Linked DNA regions of Homo sapiens: region 2 is linked to region 1. The links are chromatin loops, found by intact Hi-C in ENCODE. Cell type or tissue: Caco-2. All regions are shown on one strand. Each heading gives the region's core, and the rest is flanking DNA. Links, peaks and the distances in the headings are about the cores only.

Region 1 (16,064 bases), core at 4,591-12,590:
CAAACTTATTGACTTAAAACAACATAAATATATTATTTCATAGTTCAGGAATGTCAGGAGTCCAAAACAGGTATTATAGACTAAAGTCAAGGTATCAGCTGAGCCGTGTTCCCTCAGAAGGCTTTAGGATGTTGCATTTTCCAGCTTCTAAAGGTTGTCTACATTGCCTGATTTATCCTGATTGATGACCTCCTTTCAAGAATAGCATTGCATCCCCCTCGGCTTCTGTCTCCACATCTCCCTCTCCGACTCTGACTCTCCTGCCTCACTCTTATAAAGACCCTTATGATTACACCGGTCCCACCAGATAATTCAGGATAATCCTACCATTTCATGATCCTTAATTTGATCATGCCCATCAAGTCCATTTTGCCATATGAGATAACCTGTTCGCAGGTTTGGGGATTCGAATGTGGGCTTCCTCGGTGGGGGGTATTATTCAGGCCTCCGCACTAAGCTAAAGCAGGTGGAATTCTGCATTTTCTAATGTAAGTGTGGATTTCCTAATCTATAAGGCAAGGTAGGGAGAGAAAGCCATATTTGCCCCAGAGTCTGATCTTAGCACTTATCCTCCCACTGCCATATGATTTGGGATAAGCCGCTTTCAGGGTTGGGACTAAAGTGAGATGAGTTAACTAAGGCACACAACTTAAGGTAGCACCCCCACTCAGGTGCCAACCTGTACTTGCACAACTCTGAGACTGACAGTGAGTGCCTCCTTGAATTTCAAGCTCTAGGAGGCTTTCATGCCTCATCCTATGCCCTGCATTGCTTTATCTGTCTATGGTTTGGTTTTCTCATCTGTAAAATTAACGTACAAAGTTAATAATCATTGCTCCTTTTTATCTTGCTTTTTTGTTTTATTTTGTAAGAAATAAATGAACTAGTGGAGATGAAAGCATTTTAATAGCACAATGTCATGCATACATTAATAACAACTAAGGTTTTTTTTAAAGCATGAGGCTAGAATAAGGGATACTTTCTATTTTTCACCCAATTAGTATAATAGTTAATTTATGTAAACAAAAAAGTGTTAATGAATATGTTTATAAAGATGAATTAGGAATGTATTCATCTAGGAACTGTGTTCATTCGGGACAATGGTTTTTCAGTCTGGGCGATACATTGTCATCACCTGCGGAGCTTTACAAAGTGCTGGTGCCTGGCTCTTATCTCCAGAGAATGTCATTTAATTGGTGTGGGGTACAGCCTGGGCGTTGGAATGTTTAAAACTCCCCAGCTGACTCTAATGTGCAGCCAAGGTTGAGAACCACTGGTTAATGACTACTTTTAGAAGCCTCAGAAATGGGTTTTGAATTGATTTAAATTTTATGGAGGGTATAGCACACACATTTCCTGCCTGCAGAATGTATTCCATAGAATCAAAGTGACAGGCAAAATTCTCAAGATTGTATTCTGATTCAAACATAAAACCTTTCTGTTAACAATAGGAGACATCTAAACATCAAAATGCAAGTAAATGCTTGTTTTCAATGACAACAAAAAAGTACCGTGCGCAAGTAAAAAAAAAAAAAAAAGAACAACCAAATACAGTGTTTCTTATATAGATTAAATCCTATCTAATACAGTGGTTTTGTTCTTTATATTGACCAAGGCAGTGGTTCCAGATCTTGACTGAACATTAGAACCATCTGCAGAGCTTTTAAAATTCCAGTGTCCTAGCTGCACCTAAGATTGATCGAGTTGAAATCTCTGCAGGTGAGACCCAGCATCCGAATTTTTTTAAGCCTGCCCAGGTGACTTCCATGTGTCGGCAAAGTCAGAACCCATAGCCTAATTAACTTAAGCTCAAAGTCAATACAACCAACATTTATTGAGAGCAGGCCATTGTCAGAGATTGCAAGAAGATGCTCCCTACCCCGAAAGGCACTGAGTCTAACACCAGAGAACAAACATGGGGACACACAGTTGATAAAGGTAAGAGCAAGATGCAGTGGGAGCGCAGAGGAGAACAAGCTTGCAACAACTCCTTGGACAAGGCATGGGAGAGAGGAATGAACCAGACAACTACAAGGATCAGCGAGGGATTCTGCGAAGCTGAGATGTGAACTGGGTTGCTGCGAGATGGGCACTTGTAGGAGAGCACCTAGCATGTGCAAAGCACGGAGGCCTCTATGAAACAAATTGACTATGTCACATAGGATTACTGATTTTCTGAGTTAGAATAGGGTTATTTAAACTACCTTATTGCATAAAGAGCATTTTAGCATCATCAGCTCATTTAAACACAATTCTTGAAATACTATTTAGCAACATAAAGGGTCAAACTATCAATACACACAAACAGTAAGAAAGATAAATCTCAAGGAAATCATGCTGAGTAGGAAAGGCCAATCTCAAAACTATATATCGTATGAAATCATTTATGTAACATCGTTGGAATAACAGAATTCTAGTGATAGAACAGATCAAAGGTTTCTAGGATTTAAGGATGAGGGAAGAGGCTGGGTGTGGTGGCTCACCTGTAATCTCAGCACTTTGGGAGGCTGAGGTGGGAGGATCACCTGAGATCAGGAGTTCAAGACCAGCCTAGCCAACATGGCAAAACCCCGTCTCTACTAAAAATACAAAAAATTAGGTAGACGTGGTGGTGGGCACCTGTAATCCCAGCTACTTGGGAGGTTGAGGGAGGAGAATCACTTGAACCCGGGAGGCAGAGGTTGCAGTGAGCCGAGATCACACCATTGCACTCCAGCCTGGGCTACAGAGGGAGACTCTGTCCCAAAAAAATAAAAGGGGCAGGGGGGATGAGAGAAAGAGGAAAAGGGGAGAGTTGTGAGTATGAAGAAGTAGAAGGAGAGGGATAAGTGTAGTGATGGATTACTTCTGTATCTTAATTGCAGTAGACATATCAATCTACACGTGAAAAGGGACATACAGCTGTACACACTCACACTGTGCCAATGGCAATTTCCTAGGTTCAATATTGTGTTCTAGTTAAATAGGACGGCACCAATGGAGAAAACTGAGGGAAGGACACACTAGACCTCTCTGTACTATGTTTGCAACTTTGTGTATTTCTATAATTATTTCAAAATAAAGTTTTTCTTTAAAAAAGACCTCCTAAAATAAAATAAAATGAAATGGATTGTTACCAAAAAAAAGGCCCTGCAATTCTATTATTACTATATGACTCAAAAGGCAGTTTAGGGCCTAGAAAAGGAAAAACATTTCTCGGTGTTTCTTTTCTTTTTTTAAAATTTCTTTATTCTCTCCTTACTTCTCTGAACTTCTCTGTATCCTTTCTTTCTTTTCCTTCCATTCTCTTGCTTTTTCTTTTTTCTCCTCCAATATTAATCTCTTCTCCAAAACTACAGCTTGAAGAATACATTTATTATTTATTTATAAATAATAATAAAGGGCCTAAGTCATGGAGAAAAGTTAGTGATGTTCCAATAAGTCTCTGTTGTTACTAGGCTACAAGCCCATTCTGAAAATTTAGCTTACAATTTAAACAGCAGGACACTCATATGCTGTTTTATTAATATGCTAACTTAAGGCTAAAATAAGAATCAAATAACATCTCAATTATAACCACTTTGAGTTTCTTTAGTCTAATGGTGATATACTGGCAACAAAGAACAAAGTTTTGGAATGAGGACGAAAAATGCAGCTTAGATTTTAGAGATTAGAAAGTTTCTATGTTTACAGATATTGATTACAAACTGATATGTTAAATTATGTTTTGCTTAAAATTTGTTCCTATAACAATAGTAAGATGGTCCTTTACGGTGAGAATTTGTGTATTAACCTCACTAATATATCTAATGAATTTAGGTACTTCTGTTGCAGCTAAATGCTCTTGAAAAATTATCATTTTTTAAAAATCACATTTTTCTGTTGATTTCCATTTTAATAGCAAAAATAAGTTTGTTCCAGCAGTTCTTGCAACTGCAATCCATAGTGAGAAGTGGGTTGATTAGGAGGTTCTCCAAGGATAGGCAGCCAGGCTCGGGCTGCAGTCTGAACTCAGGCCTGATTAAAGATTCCCTGCTCTTCCCACTCAGTGACTGATGTTCTTCACAATAGACAAGATGCTGGAATTCAGAGGCCTCAGCACTTTCTCAATGAGGTATCAGTGCTGTAAATAAATCATTCCTTGACCTTTAAATGCCATTTATATTTCCAAGTAAGAAACATACACCTAAAATTATTGGAAGGGATAAATGGAATTTGTTCAAGCAACAAAAATAAATGGAGCTTTTTCCTTTTATAAAGAAATTTACATACTTCAGAAAAGCTAAAAATACCTTAATTGGAGAGAATATGAATATCCCTTAAGGAAAATGAAGTAGCTAATTGTACCAAGAAATTTAATGAGATTATCACATACCTTAATGGTTCTGGAGAACCATGGCCTTCCTTTTTTAACTGTTAGAGAAATCTGTACTTTGGTTAACTCACAGAAAGTGGATAATGCACCATAATGGGTTTCTGAAAAGCTACTCTATTAAGTTCTTCCAACTCCAAGTGACCAAATAAAGTCAAATCACAACAAATCTAGAAAAATAAGTTGTGAATTTAAAGAGCAGTCGAGCCTTCTTGAAAGTGAAATATAAAATAGATGTGCTAAGAGCTACTTTCAAAAAATAAAACCCTAGACCAAGTTTCAAATCCTAGGATGTATGGAGCAGTCCCTCATGCATGAGTTTCTTGCTGGTGGCAATATAATATGATTTGATGTGGAACCAAACTAGAGAGCTTGGAGGACCCAGAAGATAAACTCATTGTAGAACTCTGAATCCTGACAGTGACTTCACTCTTTCTCCTGTCATCTGCTTCCTAGCTCTCCTTACTCAGTTACCCATGATTCTCCCTGGTCCTAACCCAGTGCTCTTCTGTCTCTGGGCCTTCCCTGCAATGGGTATTATGCCCATTGCATCCTTCACTCAGTCAGTATCTATTTGTTGAGCATCTACTATATGTGAGGGACAGAGGAAAAGATAGAATCCCTGTCTTGATAGAACTTAACTGTAAGTGGGAGAGCAAACAAACAAACAAGATACAATTTTGGATTCTAAGAGCTAAGAAGAAAATCAATAAGCAATGTGATAGAGAGTAGATGGGCAGAGAGACTCATTGAATACATATTTGTAAGCATAAATAAGTGGCCTCTTCTTTTTTCTTCATGTTACTTGAGTGTTGTTTGAATTTTTACAAGAAAAATACAAAATGCATAATTGTAATGTTTTACATATTTAAACCAGTAAGTCCTACCCACTAACCTACAAAAAAAATGAAATTCTACTCCCTTATTACAGAAGAAGGAAGCGAGGGCCACAGAGGTTGAAGGACACTTTATCAAAATTGCATGGCTGGTTGAGAATGAACCCAGGTTTCCTGATGAGCTAGCATACTGGCTCCTAGAGAGGTCAGCATGCCGGGATCCTTTGCTGCATGTGTGAATTCTCATTTATTAAATCTATATCTGTTTGCAACATGTGGGTATTGAGGATAAGATGTATGGAGCTATTCTCTATATAAAGAATACGTGTATATTTTTCTATAGTTGTGGGAGTACAAAGGGATGGATCTGGGGAATTTAGAGTGGGCCAGAGAGTTCTTGAATAAGCAGGAACTCACTAAGAACAGGAAGGACTGATGGGAAGCTAGGATCTCTCTCGTTCTCTCTTTCACACAGGTCTGCACACACACGAACACACATACCTCACAACCCAGGTAAAAAGAGGACCTAACAATGTGGGGTAAAATGATGAATGGATAGATAGACACATGTCCTAAAAAAATAGCTGACTTCAAAGACCCATGTCCCTCACCATCACATCCTGAGAGATAATGCCTCTGCATGACACCACTCATTAAATGACAGTCTTAAAGTATAATGAAGTGAAAGGTAAACTGAGTCAGGATTTTCTGTGGCCATGATTTAATAAACATGGAAATGAAGAGGTGTCCTCCGGGAAGTAGAAGAGAGGACAAAAGAGTATGTCTCTTTGGTTTGGGGATCTTTGTTTTGTTTTGCAGGTTTTTTTCATTGCCTTTCATTTAGTGTGTGACAGGTTCTTTGAAGTGAAAATAAGATAAATATTGTATCTGCTGCTCTGATTCCAGCTAGTTTCTCAGGGCAATTATTGTGGGGGAGCTGGGAGAGAGAAAGGCTCTCTCTACCCTGCCCTTCCATGAGAAGTCTTCATGACCAAAGAAACCCTGTCCCCTCTCCACTCTTTACTCCTCCCTATGGGGAGAAGGGCTGTGTCTGATTGGTTGGGACTAAGAAATGAATCTGCATATTCTTGGCCCTTCATCTTTTCTTTTTCACTCTGAGTTCTGATCTTTCTGCAGGAAGCATGCACCTGCTCTGCATCTCGATCCCTTGAGTCTTACAAGGGCAGGCACAGAGCAGGGGTGCTGTGGTTAAGTCTTGCTACTTCTGGGATTCAGTATTAGTAAGCCTGCCAGCCTATAAATAGAAACTACATTTTCCAACATCAACTTCATTGGTAAGAAAAATAATATGGGCCGGGCGCGGTGGCTCACGCCTGTAATCCCAGCACTTTGGGAGGCCGAGGCGGGCGGATCACGAGGTCAGGAGATCGAGACCATCCCGGCTAAAATGGTGAAACCCCGTCTCTACTAAAAATACAAAAAATTAGCCGGGCGTAGTGGCGGGCGCCTGTAGTCCCAGCTACTTGGGAGGCTGAGGCAGGAGAATGGCGTGAACCCGGGAGGCGGAGCTTGCAGTGAGCCGAGATCCCGCCACTGCACTCCAGCCTGGGCGACAGAGCGAGACTCCGTCTCAAAAAAAAAAAAAAGAAAAATAATATGTTGGCTCCCAACCTACCTTACTCTTAAGCCTTATTTTCCCTTTGGTTCAGAACTCAAGTGAACAAGAAGGGTGCTATTCATTGGACCCCATCCAATCTCAACAACTATACATGGAATGGCAGAGAAACAGCCCTCTGGTCAAACTGAGTTTGGGGTTGATGACTTGGGACCTTGTAGTTGCATACTGCTTGACACCAGTCTACCAAGAATTATTCAAGTCAGAAGACAATCAGCATTTTATTTTTGCATTTCTTGAACAAATATTATAGAAATAAATATATTTCTATTATTAAACACTTGTGTGCACTTCATATAATTAAATATTTTTATTGCAATGAAAACAAATTATCCCACTTGGATGGGTTTAAGTCTAAGAAAAATGTCAGCTTGTCCATCAAGTCAGCCTTGCTGGCACCTGCAAGATATGCTTCCTTCTGCCTCAATTCCTAAAGTGCTTCTTTCGTATCACTCAAGCTACTCACCACAACAGCAGTCTATGGCAGCTGTGAATACATCTTCTCTCCCATTTCTAGTGTTGTTAGCTCCTGAAGCCCAGGAACCTTATCTTATTCATGGCTGTATGCTTTGCAGTATCTATTATAGAGGCATGCAATTTGTAGATAGCAAGGAAATGCAATTTTAAAATGTTTAAAAGCAAGCAGATCATAAACCAAAGGGCTTAGAGTTGATGGCAAATAATATCAGGTACTTTTCCTCTGCATAGCCATTTAATTACATATTTAAAAATAAATGGACATCAAGGGCAGCCTTGAAAAGAAGTTCCTAAGGAGCATCCTTGGGAAGTTGAGAAAGGTAGAAAGAGGGAGGAACAGTGACTTTTATCCTGCGTTATCTCATGTGGAGGAACGGTGACTTTTATCCTGCGTTATCTCATGTTTTTCATTATTTCTTAACCTTGATAACTTACATTTCTCAGGCTCTCAGAATCTATTAGCATAATGCAGGAACCCACCCCCCTACAAAATCCTCTCCTCCCCGTCACCATCTACAAATATTTGTCTTAGGTGACCCTGTACATTCCTATCAATGTAGTCTCCTGCCAGAAAGCCCCTTGAGGTACCTGACTCCGCCATTCTAGCTGCCTTGATCCTTGACTGAGGCTTCTAATCCCTTTCTCACAGGCAAAGCTGCTTTCTCAAGCTGGCAGATGGCCTCGGGACACCGGATCCTCACAGAGACTGAGGAAACTGCACCACATCACCTCAAAGAAATAATATGTTTATCTTTATTGTCTCCTAGAGAACTCTAAGAAAACAGTTTCTTCACCTTCTGCCTGGTGTCTCATCCTTTCTCCTTATCCTTTCTTCCACTAGATACACTGCAAACCTCTTCCACATTCAGAAGAAAAGGTCATGAAAATCTGTGCTTGAGGATCTCACTCACACCTCACCTGTGTCCCCAAAGCCTTTCAACAAGAACTCTTGCCATGCCGGCTGTTCATTGCTTCAGGCCCTGCCTTATCCTACGTTGATTGGCTTAAGAAGCAGCATGTTCACAACATGGAGAAACCCCGTCTCTACTGAAAATACAAAATTAGCCGGGCATGGTGGCGGGTGCCTGTAATCCCAGCTACTTGAGAGGCTGAGGCAGGAGAATCGCTTGAACCCAGGAGGCGGAGATTGAGGTGAGCCGAGATCGTGTCACTGCACTGCAGCCTGGATAACAAGAGCGAGACTCCGTCTCAGAAAAAAAAAGCAGCAGCAGCAGCATGGAGCCTCAAAAGTTCCGGAGAAATCATCCATAATTAGCCACACAGTTAGTCCAGCTCTGAGCCTGGGGCTGAGACATTTGCCACTTCCTGTCCCATCAGTGCTCCTATAAGCATGTCACTGCCCAGCTCCACAGCTCAGACCCCACCACAGTGGAGTGGAACTGGATAAGTGAGCAGGAGAGTAGAGACAAGAGCCCTGGGGTGAATGTGATCTCCACGGTCTCTCACTCCAGTTCCAGTTCTGCTGCTATGTCCATGTGACCTTGGAAAAGTAAGTCACTTTCTCCACTTGTTCCTCAGTTTTTCCCATTTATACATACGGTGGTTAGACCTGGTAATCCCTTTGACATGCTACGAATAAATGACAGTTTATATAATAGAAATACTAAATATTAAGTTTTGGGCCCTGGTTCCATCTCATTTGATCATTCACACAGTTCCTATATTATCCCGTGCTCATTCATGCATTTAAAGCTTGGGTCCATTTAAGATTACAAAATCCAAGAAATGCTAGTTTCAGAAGTCCTATTCATATGTTTTTTAAGACGAGAAAATAACTCGTTGCATGCTCACATGCTGTACAGCAACAAAGCCAGAGGCTGACAATGAACTAAGTGGGAGCAATACTTACTATTCCTGGTAGAACAACCAATCCAGTGGTGAAAATTCAGTAGCCAAGGTACTGTTTCTGGTTTAAGCTATGCTTTTTGCCTTGGCTGAGGAAATATACCAAAGCATTGGGTTTTATCTGACACTCAAGGAAAGCCATATCACAAGAACTGGAGTTTGCGTTGCAAAGTAGCAAAAATCATTCATTGACTTGAGCTGCAGGAGGCGTATGCATTGTGCAGTCCACACATGAGAAATTGCACCCCTTCTCTCCATGAGAAGCTGGGCTCAAACTGATTGCATTAATTTTATTGATCTATAGTCTGTGCAAGATAAAAGTCCTATGATTGCGTGGCTAACCCTGGTAATACTCTATGCTCCTTGACAGGTTTTCTGATAGGTCTAAGAGTTGTTTTCCCCCCAGGCCGCATCTTAAAGAACCAACTTCAGCATTTTCATAGGAGCCAGGGATGCAAGAGATCTAAGGAGTTTCCTGTGTTAACTCTCTTTCTCCAGTACAAGGATTCACATATTCTTAAAACATCTCTAAGTATCATCCAGCTTAGAGCAACATATGTAACTGGCAAGAAACTCATGATTCTTCAGTCCATCTTTTCCATTTTTGGCCAGCTTCAATGGTTAGAAAGTCCCAAAGAATTATGAGTCCACAATGTCTTCCTACCTAGGTTACCTTGATTTATAAACTCTCGGCCCAGCTCCTCACACATAGTACTTGATAAACATTAATTATAATACAGGTATTATACTGAAACAATTCCCTATAGTATATTAAGACCATGGATGTTGAAGGCAGGCATGCCTAAAGTGAAGTGTAACTTTGGGCCAAGTGTTCCTTAGGCCTTAATTTCCTTATTCATAAAATGTATAGTAATAGCTCCAACCTTACATGTATTACCTATTAAATGAGATAACGCAAGTCACATACCTAGTACAGTGACTCACAGTAAGCACTCAAAATATTTAGCTATTATTAATATTATCATCAATAATTATTTCTGGCGATGCTCTCTTCAATTGAAAAATTATCAGGCACATACACTGGAAGGAGAAGGATGAAATAACTTGTTGAAATAGTTAGCAATAGAAAACCTCTGCCTGATGGCAGAAACTCTTTCTTAGTCCATCTCTCAATCTCTTGTGCATAACACAGTACTTGGTGTAGGCTACATAAATATTTATTGAGTTGAACTGAACTAAACTTTCCATTAATGAGGACATACCAAGTGTAACATCAAACTATGTTTTCATAGACATTCACATTTTCCCATTAAGCTTTATTTAGAAAATATCTATGGCAAATGAATCCTCTGTTGCCATATTGACTGTTAAATCCTCTTTGCATAAATCCATTTTTACCCTTCTGTATTAATCAGGGTTCTCTAGAGGGACAGGACTAATAGGATAGACGTATATATAAAAGGAAGTTTATTAAGAAGTACTGACTCACACAATCACAAAGTGAAGTCCCACAACAGGCCGTCTGCAAGCCAAGGAGCAAGGAAGCCAGTCCAAATCCCAAAACCTCAAATGTAGGGAAGCCAACAGTGCAGCCTTCAGTCTGTGGCCGAAGGCCTGAGAGCCCCTGGCAAACCACTGGTGTAAGTCCACCAGTCCAAAAGCTGAAGAACCTGGAGTTCAATGTTCGAGGGCAGGAAGGACCCAGCATGGGAGAAAGATGAAGACTGGAAGACTCAGCAAGTCTAGCCCTTCCACGTTCCTCTGCCTGCTTTTATGCTAGCCGTGCTGCCAGCTGATTAGATGGTGCCCACCCAGATTGAGGGTGGGTCTGCTTCTCCCAGTCCACTGACTCAAATGTTAATCTCCTTTGTCAACACCCTCACAGACACATCCAGGAATAGTATTTCACATCCTTCAATTCAATCAAGTTGACACTCAATTTTAAGCATCATACCTTCCTTTATCTTTTCTACATCATTTGAATTATTGGATCTACTTTTGCTATTGCTTATGTAGATGGATATCACAATCTATTATTTATATCAGCCAATAATCATAGACTTGGAAGAGGCCTCGAAGATTGTTAAGTTCATCCTGTATATTTTACATATATTGAAACTAAGACCTAGTAAGAAGGAACAACATGTCCAAAGTCACCCAGGTTTTTAATAGTAGAACTAGCACCAGAAGTCCGGGCGTGATTGCTCATACCTGTAATCCCAGCACTTTGGGAGGCCGAGGCGGGCAGATCAAGAGGTCAAGAGATCGAAACCATCCTGGCCAACATGGTGAAACCCCGTCTCTATTAAAAATGCAAAAATTAAATTAGCCGGGCATGGTGGCGGGCACCTGTAGTCCCAGCTACTCGGGAGGCTGAGGCAGGAGAATGGCGCGAACCCGGGAGGTGGAGCTTGCTGTGAGCAGAGATTGCGCCACTGCACTGCAGCCTGGGCGACAGAGCGAGACTCCGTCTCAAAAAAAAAAATTAGCTGGGCATGGTGGTGCATGCCTGTAGTGTCAGCTACTTGGGAGGCTGAGGCAGGAGAATCGCTTGAACCCAGGAGGCAGAGGTTGCAGTAAGCTGAGATCATGTCACTACACTCCAGCCTGGTGACAGAGTGAGACTCTGTCTCAAAAAAAAAAAAAAAAAAAAAAAACCAACAACAACAAAAAAACTAGCCCGAGAAAATTACTTCTGACTCCCAAGTTAGAATTCCCTTTGCTCTACCACACTGTTAGTAAATACCAAGCGATTCATCAGTATGTGACATCTCTGGCATTCTGAGCTCTGTTCTGTGAGGGTAATTAGATGTATAGCCTCCCGTTATATTTGTTAGAGGCATTTAGAGATATCAGCTATTCTTTCGCCTTCACCTCCCTCTCTCTGGCTATTTCCACAGATTTTCAACTGATCACTTTTTAAAATCATATCATTTCTATGAATCAGGCTTATTTGGATGTGGGTGACAGGAAGCCAACTCAAACTAATTTATGCAAAGAACAATTATTGGGAAAGACTGCAACATGTCTTCTAGTGGTAAAGGAAGTGAAATAGTGAAGGACTTTCTAAAGAAAAGAACTGTTTGGGATTCATGAATCTTCTCTGTACTGCCATTTTCAATGACACCCAGTCTCTCTGTCTCTTTTGTTTTTAGTTTTAAACGAGAGAGAGAGAATAGATCAGCTCAGCTAATGTCCAGTGTCCAATTTGCTATAGTGAGAGTTGGAAGGTTACCCACATAGTACAGCTCCACTAGAGACCTCCCTTATCTGAGCATCAGAGGCTGTCCCTAAAGAAAAAGGAATCATTGTGAAGAGAGCAGCAGCCCCAAAAGGTATGTATAACATTTCACTACATATCTCCACAAGTAGATCGGGAGTTTCCAGAAGGCAAGGACCACGTCAACTTCATCTTTATACAGTATTTTCAAACATTTTTCTTGCCTTCTGTGTAATAAACACCTAATGCACATTTGTGGATCTGAATTGTATTAGATCTACTGTTTCTTTTTATCTAGGCCTACTGAACTAAGCTAAGAAAGCTACAGTATACAACTAATAAGAAAGAGGACTTTGCATTGCTTTTGGTTATTTGGAAAACCTCAAACCCAAGCCAATACATCCTCACTCCAGTGAAAAATACCTAACCACGCTTCCCTCCCCAGTTTCCTGTAGATACAGAGTTCCTCTTTCTCGGGCAGCCTCTCTACTGGAAGTGTTTCTTCCTGACATCCTGGAGCTTCCCCACAGCTAAGTCTTCAGTGTTTCAAATAGAGCCCTGCTGTGCTCAGGTCATTAGATTCTTGTCTTTCCTCTTCATATGACAGACATCGAGAGAACACATTCTCTTCTCCTGAGAAAAAGCTCCAATTAGATATGCTCATTAAAGCCCTGTGATTCTCCTGCTTCCTTCAAATGGACAACAAAAATGAATCACTTTATGCCGACCTGAAACCTGGCCAGGGAGCGCCTGCCCAGGCCACGTGCGGGCTGACTGCCAGGCCCTTGTGAGATGCACTAGGCAGTTTCCCTGTCAAATACCAGATTCTGCTGCTGCCTTCCAGCTGGTTATCAGAGCTGGCAGGCAACTGCATAAAGAACCCTGAACAAAAGATCACAGTTTACCCAGCATCAAAAGGATAATAACAAATTAAGGTGAAAACAAAGTCAAATCTGCCCCCATTCTGCCCCTAATTGGTCTCACTTACCCATTCCTGGCTTTTCAAGTATAGGCTATGTGCTCGCTTCGGCAGCACATATACTAAAATCAAGTATAGACTATGATGGCGTGTGGTGGGAAGAGCACGAGATGGGAAGTCAGAACACCTGAGTCTGCTCACAGGCCCTGCCTCTAACTAGTTGTATAATCTTTCAGCCTCAGGTACCTCATGTGAAAAGAGGATACTATTAAGATCTTGCAGGTCACATACTTTATTTTAAGGTATGTCCCAATACTTTACTACCACTGATAAAACCACCAGTATTAGCTAATATTTATCAAATATTTATTCTGTGTCAGACACTGTTTTGTGCTTAATTACTATGTATTTGTTTATTTAATCCTTATAACAACTTTTTGAAAGAACCTAGTAATATTATTTTTCCCATTTTGCAGATGAAGAAACTGAGATTTAGAGAGTGAAATAACTTGCTCAAGATGATAACAGCCAGTAAATTATAGAGCTTCACAACCCATGTTTTTCATCTCTGCAGTAGTAGTCCAATAACATCTCAGTTATTGGACTCAGTTTGAGGCAGAGGGAGGCTAAGCTTCCTCCTTGGCCTCCCTCTGCCTCAAACACTTGGTTTCTGGTCTTAAGTACATGATATTATCTCCTTCAAATTGGTTCACTATTTCTGTACTAACCGATGAGGTCTGATTCCTTTTAAAAACCAGCACATTTCTGCCTTCTAAAACCCACCATCTACCATCCTCATTTGCCAATGCATGTGTTGCCTCATTAAGTCATCCCTTTTATTATTATCAGTTACCTCTTGACCATTATGTCCCATCTTTCCAGCCAGATTTGAATACATGAAAGACCAGGACATGGATCACACTTCTTTGAACTACACTTAGTCCCTGGCACAATGTCTTTGTGCCAATCAGTAAATGTTAGTTGGGTTTAGTGTAGCTTCTTCCTAAGCTCTAGCCTAAACTATACTCCTTATTAGTGTCTATATGGTTATATGTGCTCTTTTTTGGGAACTATGGGATTAGAATTGTCGACCAGAAGCCTGGCAGCCCCCTCTGGGAGACATCCAGCTTTCATTGTGCAGGCAGCAGTGGCAAAGGGCACCCTGACCTATTCCTGTGTTCCTCTGCCAACTTGGTGAGTTACTTATGCCAGAGCTTCACCATGTCTGCACACCACCATGTGTCTGATGGGATCAGGACAAGCTTTCCTGGTGACGCCAGCCAAGAAAAAACAGCTGGCTAATGTGAAAAGGATGTTACCAGGCACCTGGCCCGCTTAGATCAGCTTTCTGTGCCAGCTTTGCATTCTGCATCAAGGCCTATGGTGACAGTAGGGATGACTACACCTTCTCTCCTCTCCAAAAGCTGGTCTGTAGGTGCCAAGTTCATAATGGTCATCTGTTGGGCTGTCTGTACATAGCACCTGCAGCTCAAACAACTAAGTCTGGAAGTTGCCAAGACCTTGGCACTCCCAGGGTATAATGGCAATGCCAAGAACTGAGGGGGCGACAAGTGTCCAAATTGTCTCATTGCCTCCTCTTGGAAGTTCCAACACCCAAATGCTGAAGGATATATGAAAGTTATTCCAGGTGCATTGTATTTTAGAAACATCATCTATTTCAGCAAATAGAGGAGATGCAAAATGTTCAGAAAATTGTGAGGAGCTTGGTGATTTTCAGGAAGGATGATGTCCTTTTATTGCTCCCACAATACTGAGTAATAAACAAACCTCAACGTGCTTTTAATAGCTAGCTGATCCCCGGTTTCACTGACAGCAAAGCAAGATAAACCAACTCTGGCTACAGCAAGAAGAGAAATTTGTAACCCTTGTTTTTCAATTGTACTCCTGCTGGGTGTGGTGGCTCATGCCTGTAATCCTAGCACTTTGGGAGGCTGAGGTGGGTGGATCACCTGAGGTCAGGAGTTCGAGACCAGCCTGGCCAACATGGTAAAACCCCATCTCTACTAAAAATACAAAAAATCAGCTGGGTGTGGTGGCACACCCCTGTAATCCCAGCTACTCTGGAGGCTAAGGCATGAGAATTGCTTGAACCGCGGAGGTGAAGATTCAGTGAGCCGAGATCATGCCACTGCACTCCAGCCTGGGTGACAGAGCAAGACTCCGTCTCAAAAAACAGCAAATAAATCAATGAATAAATAGTACTCCTAAGACTGCTTTGAAGGAGGTAGTGGGCAGGAAGGGTCCTGAATGGGGAAAATGGCAACAAAAGGAGAAAATACAAAAACATTTTTATCATTGTTTAAGTCTCTGTAAAGATAATTGACTTTTTAAAACAAAAATACTAACAAGGTACTGTGGGATTTATAACATAGGTAGAAGTCAAATGTGCAATAACAGCGCAAAGGCCAAGAGGGGAGAAATGTAGGCATACTCTTGCAAGGTTTAAATACTTGATGTGACACAGGATATCATGTGAAGAAAAACTGGAATAAAGTTAAGGTGAATACAACAACCCTAAAGCAGCCATTAAAATAAAACAAAAAAGAGTAACAGCTAATTTGCCAACAAAAAGAATAATAAAATAAATTATTTTAAAAAATCATGTGATCCAAAAAAGGCAGGAAAAAAATGGGGATGGAATGAAGGACAGAGGGGACAAATAGAAATGAAATAGCAAAATAGTATGTTTAAACCCAATCATACAAATAATCACATTTAATGTAAATAATCTAAATACTCCAATTAAAAGACAGACATGTTCGGATTGTATTAAAAAG
Region 2 (11,585 bases), core at 1-8,000, 130 kb after region 1:
TCAAGTGATTCTCCTGCCTCAGCCTCCCAAGTAGCTGGGATTACAGGCGTCCGCCACCATGCCTGGCTAATTATTGTATTTTTAGTAGAGACGGGGTTTCACCATGTTAGTCAGGCTGGTCTCGAACTCCTGACCTCAAGTGATCCGCCCACCTCAGCTTCCCAAAGTGCTGGGATTATAGGCATGAGCCACCGCGCCTGGCTGTTCAAACTCCTTAGCCTGTTCTACAAGGTTCTTGGAAACCCAGCTCCAGCCCACATCTCTAGCTTCCTCTCCTATAACCACTTCCGTTTTACCATGTATTTCTTGTATGCCTGCTATGAGATAGGCACCATGTGAGGTACTGGCCTTGCATTATATGTTAAGGTAAAGACACAAACATTCTGAACATGTTTAGAGGGCCTCAGTGCTCTTTTTCCTGTTGCCTCTTCATCCACACACTGAACTCTCAGAAGCTCTTACTCTCATTTCAACCACGTTGGCCTTTCAGTTCTTTGAAAATAGCACATCCTCCTGCCCACAGAGGCCTTTGATGGAAAGCCCCATCTCTCTCATCCCACTTAACTCTTACTGATCCGTGAGATCTCAGCTCTGTCAAATCTCCACTTCTTGGGGAGGCCTTTTGGGCCAGCCTAGAACAGGTCAAATTTTTCCCTGGCCTTCTAGCGTCACAGGTTTCTTAGTTGCACCAGTCGGTTATGAATTTGCAATTGTTTGTGCTTAATGTCTGGTATTTTACACTGCCATAGAAACTCAATGATGGCCTTTTGTGTATCTGTTTCTGTCTTTTTTTTAATTGCCTGAAAAGCAGATCAACAAATATTGCTGGTATCGTTGGCTATTTTACCTTCGTTCTTGAACTTGGGCAATTGGGTGGTTCACCATTCATGATGAGGCACTAAGATGGCTGTGTGTGTTCTGAGCTTTAAGTATATACCTTGATGTGTTTTGGGAACTTATCTTTCCTTCCTAGTCTCCCACCTCTTTGTAGCATATAATCATGAAATTATAAGACTGACATCTTTTGAAATTGTCTAGTCCAGTTATTCCCAACCTTTTCTAAATATGAGAATTTCTTTTTTCTCAATTAAGAAAAGTATGAGATAGTGATGCACACCTGTAGTCCCAGCTGCTTGGGAGGTTGAGGCAGGAGGATGCTTAAGTTTAGGAGTTTAAGACCAGCCTGGGCAATATAGTGAGATCCCATCTCCAAAAAAAAAAAAAATACGTGAGATTCATGTGTTTTTGGTTGTATTTTTGCTGTCAGTTTTTTTTTTTGAAAAATAAATAGTTATAAAATGCTACTGTGAATTTAATTATGCAAATTACTTTAAATTTTATCTTAATAGCATCTACATATACTTAAAAAGTAGTAGTATATTTGCATGAGAGATAATACTATAGCACCAATACCTCCATGCCCATGTGGTCTCTCAGTCAGGAACCAGCTATTAGTATTGGTCCTTTATTTTTAAAATTTTTTTTTTTATTGAGACAGGGTCTTGCTCTGTCACCCAGGCTGGAGTGCATGATCACAGCTCCTGGGCTCAAGTGCTTCTCCCACCTCCACCTCCCCAGTAGCTGGGACTACATGCCCTCTCAGCTAATTTTTGTATTTTTAGTAGAGATGGAGTTTCACCATGTTAGCCAGGCTGGTCTTGAACTCCTGGGCTCAAGTGATCCTCCTGCCTTGGCCTCTCAAAGTGCTGGGTTTACAGGTGTGAGCCACCATGCCCGGCCTTTGGTTTTTTATTTTACATACGTCAGATTTGGAACTGGTTGCCTGTGGGCTCATTCCACCCCTCCCCCATATGTGTTTGATCTGACCAACATGCTGTTTTTAAAATTTTGGAGCAAATATTTAAAAGCTGGGAGATTTTCTTGAAAAATGAGAAGAACTAGACGTGATTTCCTATATGGCCATAATCACCCGGACTGAATAGCAGCTGCCTCCTCTAGATGTGCCACATTTTCTTCAGTTTGTCACAGTCCTCACTAATCTCTATCTTATGGCAAGTTACTGGTAAAATGGGAACTCAAAACCTAATGACCTAACCCTTGGTTAGTGGGGCCTCCTGTCAGTCTCCACAGAGGCTTGTGAGCAGGAGCCCTGGGGTCAGGAGTCAGGAAACCTGGGTCTTTGTCTTCCACTGTTGCTCATTGGTTTGATGACCTTGAACAAGCTATGCAACCGTTCTGTTTGTTGCATAGTTTGTTGCATCAAACTAGCCTCTCTGACTAGTTTGACGACTTTGAACAAGCTATGCAACCTTTGTCACCTGTTACCACATTCTAATAAATACCTCATGGATCCCACGAGGTTGTTTGATCTACCGAGGGAAAATTGTTTGCTACAAGTTGCAGAACTTGTTTGCTATTAATTTCCCCGTTTTCTCTTTCCTTGTCTCTCTTCTCCTCCTTCCATAGAGGAATTTATGTCTTGTTTCACCTTGATGGTTCATTTTAGAAATCTGAGAAGGGAACCATAGGTTTTCCCTCACTTTCTCGCCTGCCGTTTCTTCCGCAGGTTGTGTCTGGAGGCAGCTCTGCTCCTTTCATCCCATGCTCTTTGCTCCTCCTAGGGGGTCCCACAGCCATAAGCAAGCTCCTGCAGTGACACCCAAGACACACCAACGCTGGAACTTTTTTCTCTGAATATCAGAGTTCTAGCTGGATTATTGCCTGTTGAGATACTCAGTAACTAGCCAATGATGGTAATTATTTTGGTGTTGCTAATATCCATGAACTGCTAACAAGATACTGGGCCAGTAGGGGAAGACTTAGTTTCCAGTGGCAATGTCTTTGTAGGCAAAATTTGTGGTTCTGTGTTAAGTTTTCATTGTCTGAGATGAACAATACCAGTGCTTTTGTCCTTGTGGATCTGGAAGGGAGGGTAGGCATCAGTGCCACAGAAGAAGTAAATATGAAGGAAAGTTGGGTGTGGTGGCATGCACCTGTTGTTCCAGCTTCTTTGAGGCTGAGGTGGGTGGATCACTTGTGGCCCAGAGGTCGAAGTTGCAGTGTACTATGACTGCACAACAGGGGACAACATAGAAAGACCTCATCTCTGAAACAAAAAAAGGCGAAGGACGCTGGGTTGTGTGGTGTAGTGGGAAGAAAGAACGTGGACTTTGGAGTCAGGCAGACCTACCTGTTACAGCTTGTGTGGGACAGCTTGTGTGGGACAGCTTGTGTGACCTTGGGCAAACTATCCTTTCTGAACGTTAGTTTCCTTGTCATTGTAACAGGGATAAAAGAATGTTTCATCTTTTAATTTTATAGCCATGTTTTTTTAAAAAGGTTTTGTAGAGGATGAATGCCAACTTCATAGGGTTGTTGTAAGGATTAACTTAATGCATGTGTTGTATGTTAAACGAGCAGCGGAGTACATAAAACTGCTCTTCTCTTCCACGTTTTTGTGGAAAATCCTTTTTTTCCGTCTCCTTAAGTAGAATTAGTATGTTGCCTGTAAAAAGAGAAGTAGCATAAAGTTGTCTGAATAAAGGTCTAGTGTGATTCTTTGTGCAAAGAATTTGACTCAACAGTTTCTTAGGCCAGGCATGGTGGCACACATCTGTAGTCCCAGCTACTTGAGAGGCTGAGGTGGGAGGATTGCTTGAGGCTGGGAGGCAGAGGTTGCAATGAGCCAGGATCGTGCCACTGCACTCCAGCCGGGACAACACAGTGAGAGCTGGTCTCAAAAAAACAAACAAAAAAAAACCCCAAAAACCCAACAACTTGAGTAGGTAGAATGAAGTTTCTAGTGATTTTCTAAATGTCTTATAAATAAACAAAAGCTAGATTTTCCAGGAAACTGAATGAAATTTTCTTTTTCTTTAATAGTTTTCTGGATGTTTTAAAAGGTATATAATTGGCCAAACAGTGTGCTTATTCCAGCCACTCTGTAAACCAAGCCCAAGTGGGCCTTCAGAAGCAGAAGAGAGTCTTTGCCTCTCTGCAGTGAGTCGTTGGCTTCATTGATTGAGGACCTCTTGCCTGGCTGGATTAAAGTGATTGAAACAGATTGAAATAAAGCTGAGGTTTCAAACGGATGCTTATATTAGTAATTTTTACTTAGAACAGAAGAGATATAATTGAGAGAGACCTGATTTGGAGATGATGGGGGACTATGTCTGGGTGTGGGAGTATGGAACTCCCTCTTGAAAGTCTGCATGTGAGATTTAAGATTCCACCAATCTTCTTGAGGGTGAAGGTGGTGACATGGGTTGGGCACCTGCTGGTGAAATGAAGGAGGTGAGCACTGGACCAGAAGGAATGGTATTAAGAAAACACTCCTGTTCCTTCAGGCCCCTTGAGAAGCGGGAGCCATGGAGTGATTCCCTAGCAGGCCCCCTTGGCCCCCTCCCCCCCAACCCAGGCCACCGGATTCGTGCTTCTGTGTAGGACTGGCTGGTTATGTGGAGAGGGTTAGTGAAAAAAGAGTTGGTGATGAGTTTGATGCCCAAAGAACCCTCTTAGATGAGACGAGCTCGGGAATGTGCTCTGAGATGTCAGACAAAGAGGAGATTTCTTTATCAATGTTTGTCTTTCTTATCAGTCTTATCTTTTTGTGTTGTGATGAGGTGAGAAAAAGCCTAAAGGGAGGTTTCCCTTGAGGGAGAGCTGCCTGGTGAAATTGGCACACCCTAGTTAGAATGCATGCACCTGCTACTCAGGTGAGAGATGGAAGAATGGGGTGGGAAGCAGCAAAAGGATTCTTAAAGAATGGTGGAAGGTGGAGGGACGGAGATTCATCTCTAGTTTGAGCAATAAAGTGGAAACTCCAATCGCTTTCTCAGAAAAAAAAATGACACTGTGTTATGGACATGGGCAAAATGTTTGTAAGACTGGCAGCTTTTACATGTTCTCAGGTTTGTTTCTCCAGTTACCTGTTGCCTCCCTATTAAAATGAGAGGTGAAGACCTCTCAGGTGAAAATAGTCCCTGTGCTTATCTTCAAGGGAAGCCAGGTACAGGATTGGGCAAAAAGCTGCGGAAACCACGTTCTACTCAAAAATCCATTGGAGGCCAGGTGGGGTGGCTCATACTCCTACCACTTTGGGAGGCCGAGGCGAGTGGATCACTTGAGGTTAGGAGTTTGAAACCAGCCTGTCCAACATGGTGAAGCCTCGTCTCTATTAAAAATACAAAAAAATCAGCCAGGCATGGTGGTGGGCGCCTATAATCCCAGCTACTCCTGAGGCTGAGGCAGGAGAATCGCTTGTATCTAGGAGGCAGAGGTCGTTTTGAGTCCAGATTGCGCCACTGCACTACAGCCTGGGTGACAGAGCGAGACTCTGTCTCAAAAACAAAACAACACAAAACAAAAACAACAAAAATTTGCTGGGGAGAGAAGAGCTTGAACAGGGAACAGAATGGGAAAACAAGAGTGGCTCTTTAAATTATTTCTTTTTTAGAGACAGAGTCTGTCTCTGTTCCCTAGGCTGGAGTGCAGTGGCACAATCATAGCTCAGGCAGCCTCTAACTCCTGGGCTCAAACAATCCTTTTGCCTCAGCCTCCACAGTAGCTGGGACTATAGGCACAGACCACTATACCCAGCTAATTTTTAAATATGTAGTAGAGATAGGGTCTCTCTATGTTGCCCAGACTGTTTTCAAACTCCTGGCCTCAAGCGATCCTCCCACCGTGGGCCTCCCAAAGTGCTGAGATTACAGACATGAGCCACCCCCCAGCCAGAGGTGGCTCTTTAAAGATGTGGGGGACGGGAATCATGCACTGGTTTCGAAAGGGAGAAAAGTGCTTGGACACGGGGGAATGCCTGGACTGGACCCTGAGAAATGGGCAGTGAAGCCCACCTGAGGCTAAGTGCTAAGTGCTGAGAATTGTTAAGGATGTTTCCCAGATGTTTGAGGAAATGCGATGTTTTCCCATACAGTCAAGGGGTGTTGGCAGCCTTCTTCTGTCACTTACTGTGTCATCTTCAGCTAATCACCTCCTCTTTCTGGCCCTCACTTTCCCCAACTATAAATTGAGGAAATTAGGCTTCCCTTCCTGGTCTGTGATTTTAGGACTCCGTAAGTAGAGTTGCCTCTTACTGATATCAAAACCTGTGTTAGGTAGCTATACTTTTGAAATGATGGGTTAGATGTAGAGATTTGCAGTGGTGGTCGGTTTGAGGGCAGTGATTTATATTTCAAGGAAATGTTTGGAACGCAGTTTCGGTTCTCATTCGAAGAAGTAAAGACGTCATGTCACTTGACACATGGGGAAACCCACATCGCTGGCTGTGGCTCTCAGAAGAGTGACTCATTAAACTCCAGGGGTGCTTTGACCTGCGTTGGGAGGTTGGTAACTTGGCCCCTGCTGCTTTTGGTGGTGCAAAAGCTCTGGGCAGCTGGCTGGGCTGAATGTAACTGCGTCTTGGAAGGCACCAAGGCGGCCCTGAGCAGTTTACATTGACTGTGGAAGCCAAATATTGTCGTGCAAATTAAGTAGGACACCAAAAGGAAAATTCATCTTAATCTTCTTTAAATACTTACTGCTCATTTGCCAAGGTTCTAAGTAATACAATTTCAAAGGTTCAGAGGTGTCTAATACAATTTTCCCCCTTTTGTACATAATTCTATGCCCTTTGTGTAATTCTGTTAGAAACATTAGGGTAATTATAGAGCTACGTTCTGCTTTTCAGTTGCTATAATATTAGCCTGGGTCTGCTCGTACCAGCTGTATTAATAAGCAATGACTATGGCCGGGCGCGGTGGCTCACGTCTGTAATCCCAGCACTTTGGGAGGCCGAGGCAGGCAGATCACCTGAGGTCAGGAGTTCGAGACCGGCCTGGCCAACATGGTGAAACCCCGTCTCTACTAAAAAAATACAAAAAGTAGCCAGGTGTGGTGGCAGGTGCCTGTAATCCCAGCTACTCAGGAGGCTGAGGCAGGAGAATCTCTTGAACCTGGGAGGCAGAGGTTGCAGTGAGCTGAGATCATGCCAGCCTAGGCATCAACAGCGAAACTCTATCCCAAATAAAAATAAAAAAAGCAATGACTGAAGTTTAGCAAACTCCTAAATTAAGACTTTTTCTGAGCCTTTCTCTGTAGCATGTATTTGCTACTAGAGGCAGGCAAGGTCATAACCTAGGGTGAGCTTTGGGTTATTAATTCAAAGACCCAGTGTCTAAATCCTCATCTGTAAAATGGGGACAAAATTATCTGAACTCCCAGTCACTGGATGTGGGGACCAGTGAGCCTGCTGGGTGTGAAAGCACGTTGGGAGCTGAAGATGGACCCTGCCTCACGGGCAGTGGGGGTTGTTATGTAGCACGATTCCTGAAGTGTGGGCCAAAGGAGCTGCCAGTGCCACATGAATTTGTGAGTGGTCGTCATGGGTGTGTGTCATGGAATAGAAGTGTTAATATTTAATATCTGGGCTAATAATTGTAATCATTGTTTGACACAAGAGAATGTACAAGATGATTTTACCCTATGAAGTAAATGAGTTTGTTTTTCTCCATTCTACAAACCAAGCAGTAAAAGTGCAGGTGGGTTAAATAATAGGCCTAAAGTCGAATCAACCATCGGAATGTAATTTGTTAAAACTTTGCCTTTTGTTCACAGCTTTTAGAGTTTTTCTTTTCTCATGGATCACATTTTTGGGAAGGGCTTCCCATCACCTCTATACCAGTAATAACAGCTGACATTTATTGAAGCTTGGTCTGTGCCGACACATTTTACAGATGAGAAAACTGAGCTAGAAATGTTAAGTAGTTTACCAGAGGTCATGTAGCTGGTGTGGAAGACCCATTTAAGTTTTGCTATCTTAATAACAGTAATAAAAGCATTAACATGTATTGGCTGTTTGCTAGGTGCCAGGCATCATGTTAAACAGTGTCATCTAGAACCTCATTTGGTATCACACTAAGCCTGCAAGGGAAGCCCTTGAAAATGTTATGCAGAGGGAGGACTCCTACCATCTCTCTTCTCTTGCAATGGATTTGCAAATACCTTTCTTTTGCCTTTCTTTTACCAGCTTGGAAACAGCAAATTTCCAGTGCCTCTTATGATACCAGCTTTTCCTGCTCTTGTTCTGTTACATTAATTATTTTGTTCTATTTATTAATTATTTTCCTGCTCTTGTTCTATTACATTAATTATTCTAATCCAGATGTTATGAATCGGCTGCCTGCAGTCTGAATTTGGCTTGCAGCCTTGTCCTGTTTCGGCCTTCAATGTATTACAAATGCATGGTTGAATTAGATGGCAATGTCTAAAAATTCAGGTGACCATATGTAAATCTGTATTTATGTTTTCTCATGAAAAATTGCATAATACACCTACCTGTTTGAGATAAAATGACTCACCCAATTAATGTGACCAGAAAACTTCTATAAGAACTTTGTACAAGTCAGAAGATGATGTGTGTTTTGTAGTTTAAATAAGTCTCCCCCTGCGTGGTATTCCTTTTCTTTGAGATAAGCCGCTAAGAAATAGTGAACATGACCTCTAAAAATACAACTCTAGACTGGGGTAGGAGATGTTGCTATCATTTCTTCCCCCACGCAGGATAAACTGAGTTTTTATGAGTAATATTTAAAATCACCATTCTTTCTTCCTCTCCCCATGTCTCTGCGTGGACCTAGTATTTAGGGACTCCTGAGAAGCACGTACATCTTATATCAATAACCGCCTGCCATGGAGGATGTGAGGAGGATCGTTATGACGTAATGCCATATCCTCAGAGCATGTATCATTTTTGCCGAAATTTGTTTGTTTCAAAGGTTTTTAACCAGATAGCACAATCACTTGGCTTCATGGCTTTCAAAATTGATGAGTTTGTACCTGCACAGTCGGGAATGGCAGGGTATGCCAACTGTGAACTTTATAGGTAGGATTTTTTTTTTTTTTTCTGTAATCATTGCTTACAGAACAGATTGCATCAGACTTTTTCTATACCTAGAAAATTATCATGTGGGAAGTTCAGGTTTCGCTTTTGTCCTGATGCCCCATCAGACCTTACAAGCTAAGCCTGCCCCATTCTAAAACCCAGGCTTTCTTTAAAGGACAAGTACAAGCTCTTTGTTTATTTGGTGTCTTGAGTTTCCAAGATATGCTCAAATTATGATTTCCCTAAGTATATTGCCTTGAAAATACCAGGAAAAAAACCTTCTTAGTCTTTTTATTTATGTTGGGAATTTCTCCTGGCATCTGTGATCAGTGCAAATAGATCATCTACACAATGATGAGAATTTCTGTTTGCATATTACCATTAGCTAGTTTTATATACTAAAAATGGACCTACATACCTGTTCTGTGAGGGAAGCAGGGACATGCTCCACTATTTATTGCAAGGAGATATTTTTCCAGAAACACCAGAAGGATGTCAAGAAAAGGTTGCTCTTGGTTCTTGTTTCTGTTATTCTGGGAATAAATAAAGGTAAAAAGAATTGTTTTTTCTGCCTAGCTGTAGTTTCAGAAATGGCATTAGACATGTGTTATTTCTGGAAATCTGTCCTTCACAGTGAAGTCATTTCTGGTGTCTACCGTTGGATTTTTTTTTTCCTAACTGACTAAGCAACACTTTTATTATTTTATTTTGTTAAACGAAGTGTTGACTCTGGATGTGGGTGTTCAGGACCTTAATTCTTTTCTGTTGGAGGTCATTGGACTGAGTTCAGTCCCAGCAGTGATAAGAGTTATAATGTTTTCTTGTTATGTTGCACGCTTTAGAAATAGTTCACAAAACACTTTTCACATCTTTATACTCTGCATACATGGATTTTTCTTGTTTGTTAGGTATTTTGGCTTGGGCTTGAGAGTCACCCTGGAACAAGCCTCTGGAAACTGTATTTACACATTTAAAAACAAAAAAAATCTTCCTGTGATAAACTCTAGGGCCAGCAGAGGTAGGTAGGACCTGGCCTGGGCAAGTGTCTTGTAATTTCCCTAGAGGCTGCAGCCTCAGGGAAATGCTGCTGGAGCTAGGTACAATAAGACTTTTTAAAAAGAATAACACTATCAAGTAAAAATTAAGTATTAATTGCAAAGTTAGAGCTTCAGAGCAAATCAACTTCCTGTAATAAGCAGCCCATTGAATTCTTTTCTGCCAAGAGCTCCTGCTCTCTGGGTCTGTGCATTCCAGCCATTCCAAGCTACTCACCAGTCTGTTCTCACATGCTTCAGTGTCTTAGTTCATTTTTTCCCTTTTTTATGTGTTATAAGTACTCTTTGAAGGTCCAGCCCCAAAACCATCTTAATAGAGAAACCATCTTAATAGAGAACTCCTTAACCCTTTTGTCAGAAGGGTTTCTCTGCCTGCCTGAACTAACTGTATATTTGTGTGTGTATCTGTTTGTTGAATACATCATAAATAGATTTTAATTCTTCTGCCTGGTGACATTTCCACTGGATTGCGTGCTTGCTGAAGGCAGGGACTTGGGTGGGTTCTTTCCATGCTCCTCCCAGTGGCTGGCTCCCTGTCATGCATATGTGAACCATAAGGGGCATGATTTGAGCTGGTAGAGATGATAGAGTCCCTTAGACTCTACCAGAGTCCAGATCGCACCACTGCACTCCAGCCTGGGTGACAGAGCTGGACTCTAGATAGCTTGGTCTGGAGTTCACAGGTCAAAGAGGGTAGCACCTTCTCCTTTACATCATTCTGCTGAAAGAAGCTAAGAATTAACATTTTAGGAAAAATACTTGCAAAGAGGGGAGGGATTTAGTGAGTAAAGACTCAATAAATAAAATACCTTAGTGACAGAATGTTTTAGGTGAAATAAGTCATATAAACTGCTTCGTGCTCACCTCGAAAGCACAATAAATGGGAGCTGTATGATCATATGGTAAGAGCTTAAGAATTGTCAGTGATAATCCCTGTCCTGTAGGCATTCATAGTCTACCAGATAATAGAGCATTTCTCTGAGGACGGAAGACTTTGGTTAAGTCAACCTGACAACCATAAAACATTAGAGGAAATAACTGTATTTTGTGGATAAGATTTTCTATGGGTAGAAATTCTTCTTTTGATTCTTCAGAGATGTTGATGGTTGCTTAGGAGCGCGCGTGCTTTAATGAATGTTATTTCTTTAATGGAATTTACTAGAGCTTCCAAGATATACTGCGTTTAACCTTCTTATAGTTTGTTAATGATTCCCAGCTCTTGCCTGGGCCTCTGCACTTTGGCTTCTGGATGTGTTTCTTTGGCTTAGTCATTACTTAATAGATTGAGGAGGAGAATCTTTCAGGGCATTAGATTTTCATGGCTATTTAAGGAGTTCAGATTTAAGTGTAAGGCTGGAATAAAGCTGATTGCTAGGAGGTTTTTGTATGATGCTCTCCATTTTAGAGGTTCTCACTAAGTGGATAGTGATGCCTGGTGCTGGGGTGCAAAGGAGCCGGGAGACTTTTTCCCAGAACGGAGGAGCAGTGTTGGTGCCCTTCTAGTCCCCAGATATGCAATTTAAATAAAGCCTTGCTAGATTCTCCCCTTGCAAATGCTTGCAGCCTACGCGTCCCCTGTTGCCTTGTTCCTCAGTATGGGACCCGTGAACCAGCACCAGCACCTGGGAGCTTGTTTGAAGTGCAGCATTTCAGGCCCCACCCAAGCCTTACTGAAGAGAAACTGCATC

What was found. A loop is a pair of places that touch in the nucleus more often than their neighbours do. Peaks named below come from ENCODE experiments on the same cell type or tissue, not always from the same donor. Only the 100,000 strongest peaks of a DNase experiment are listed, where the experiment ranks them.
Region 2: a loop joins it to region 1, with 6 times the contacts of the local background. A loop is called at or near these places in 1 of 110 quality-filtered maps.

The regions. Positions count from the first base shown.
Region 1 is chr3:193,013,599-193,029,662 of GRCh38, reverse strand. No RefSeq gene overlaps it. Among named protein-coding and RNA genes, the nearest start is that of MB21D2, 100 kb to the right of the region's middle. In Caco-2, for the core only: no CTCF peak of the experiment used is centred there; a DNase peak (open chromatin) is centred at 7,872.
Region 2 is chr3:192,887,865-192,899,449 of GRCh38, reverse strand. The region is part of intron 1 of MB21D2 (Mab-21 domain containing 2); the gene reads left to right. Among named protein-coding and RNA genes, the nearest start is that of MB21D2, 24 kb to the left of the region's middle. RefSeq lists an enhancer at 6,045-6,354. In Caco-2, for the core only: no CTCF peak of the experiment used is centred there; DNase peaks (open chromatin) are centred at 2,229 and 4,569.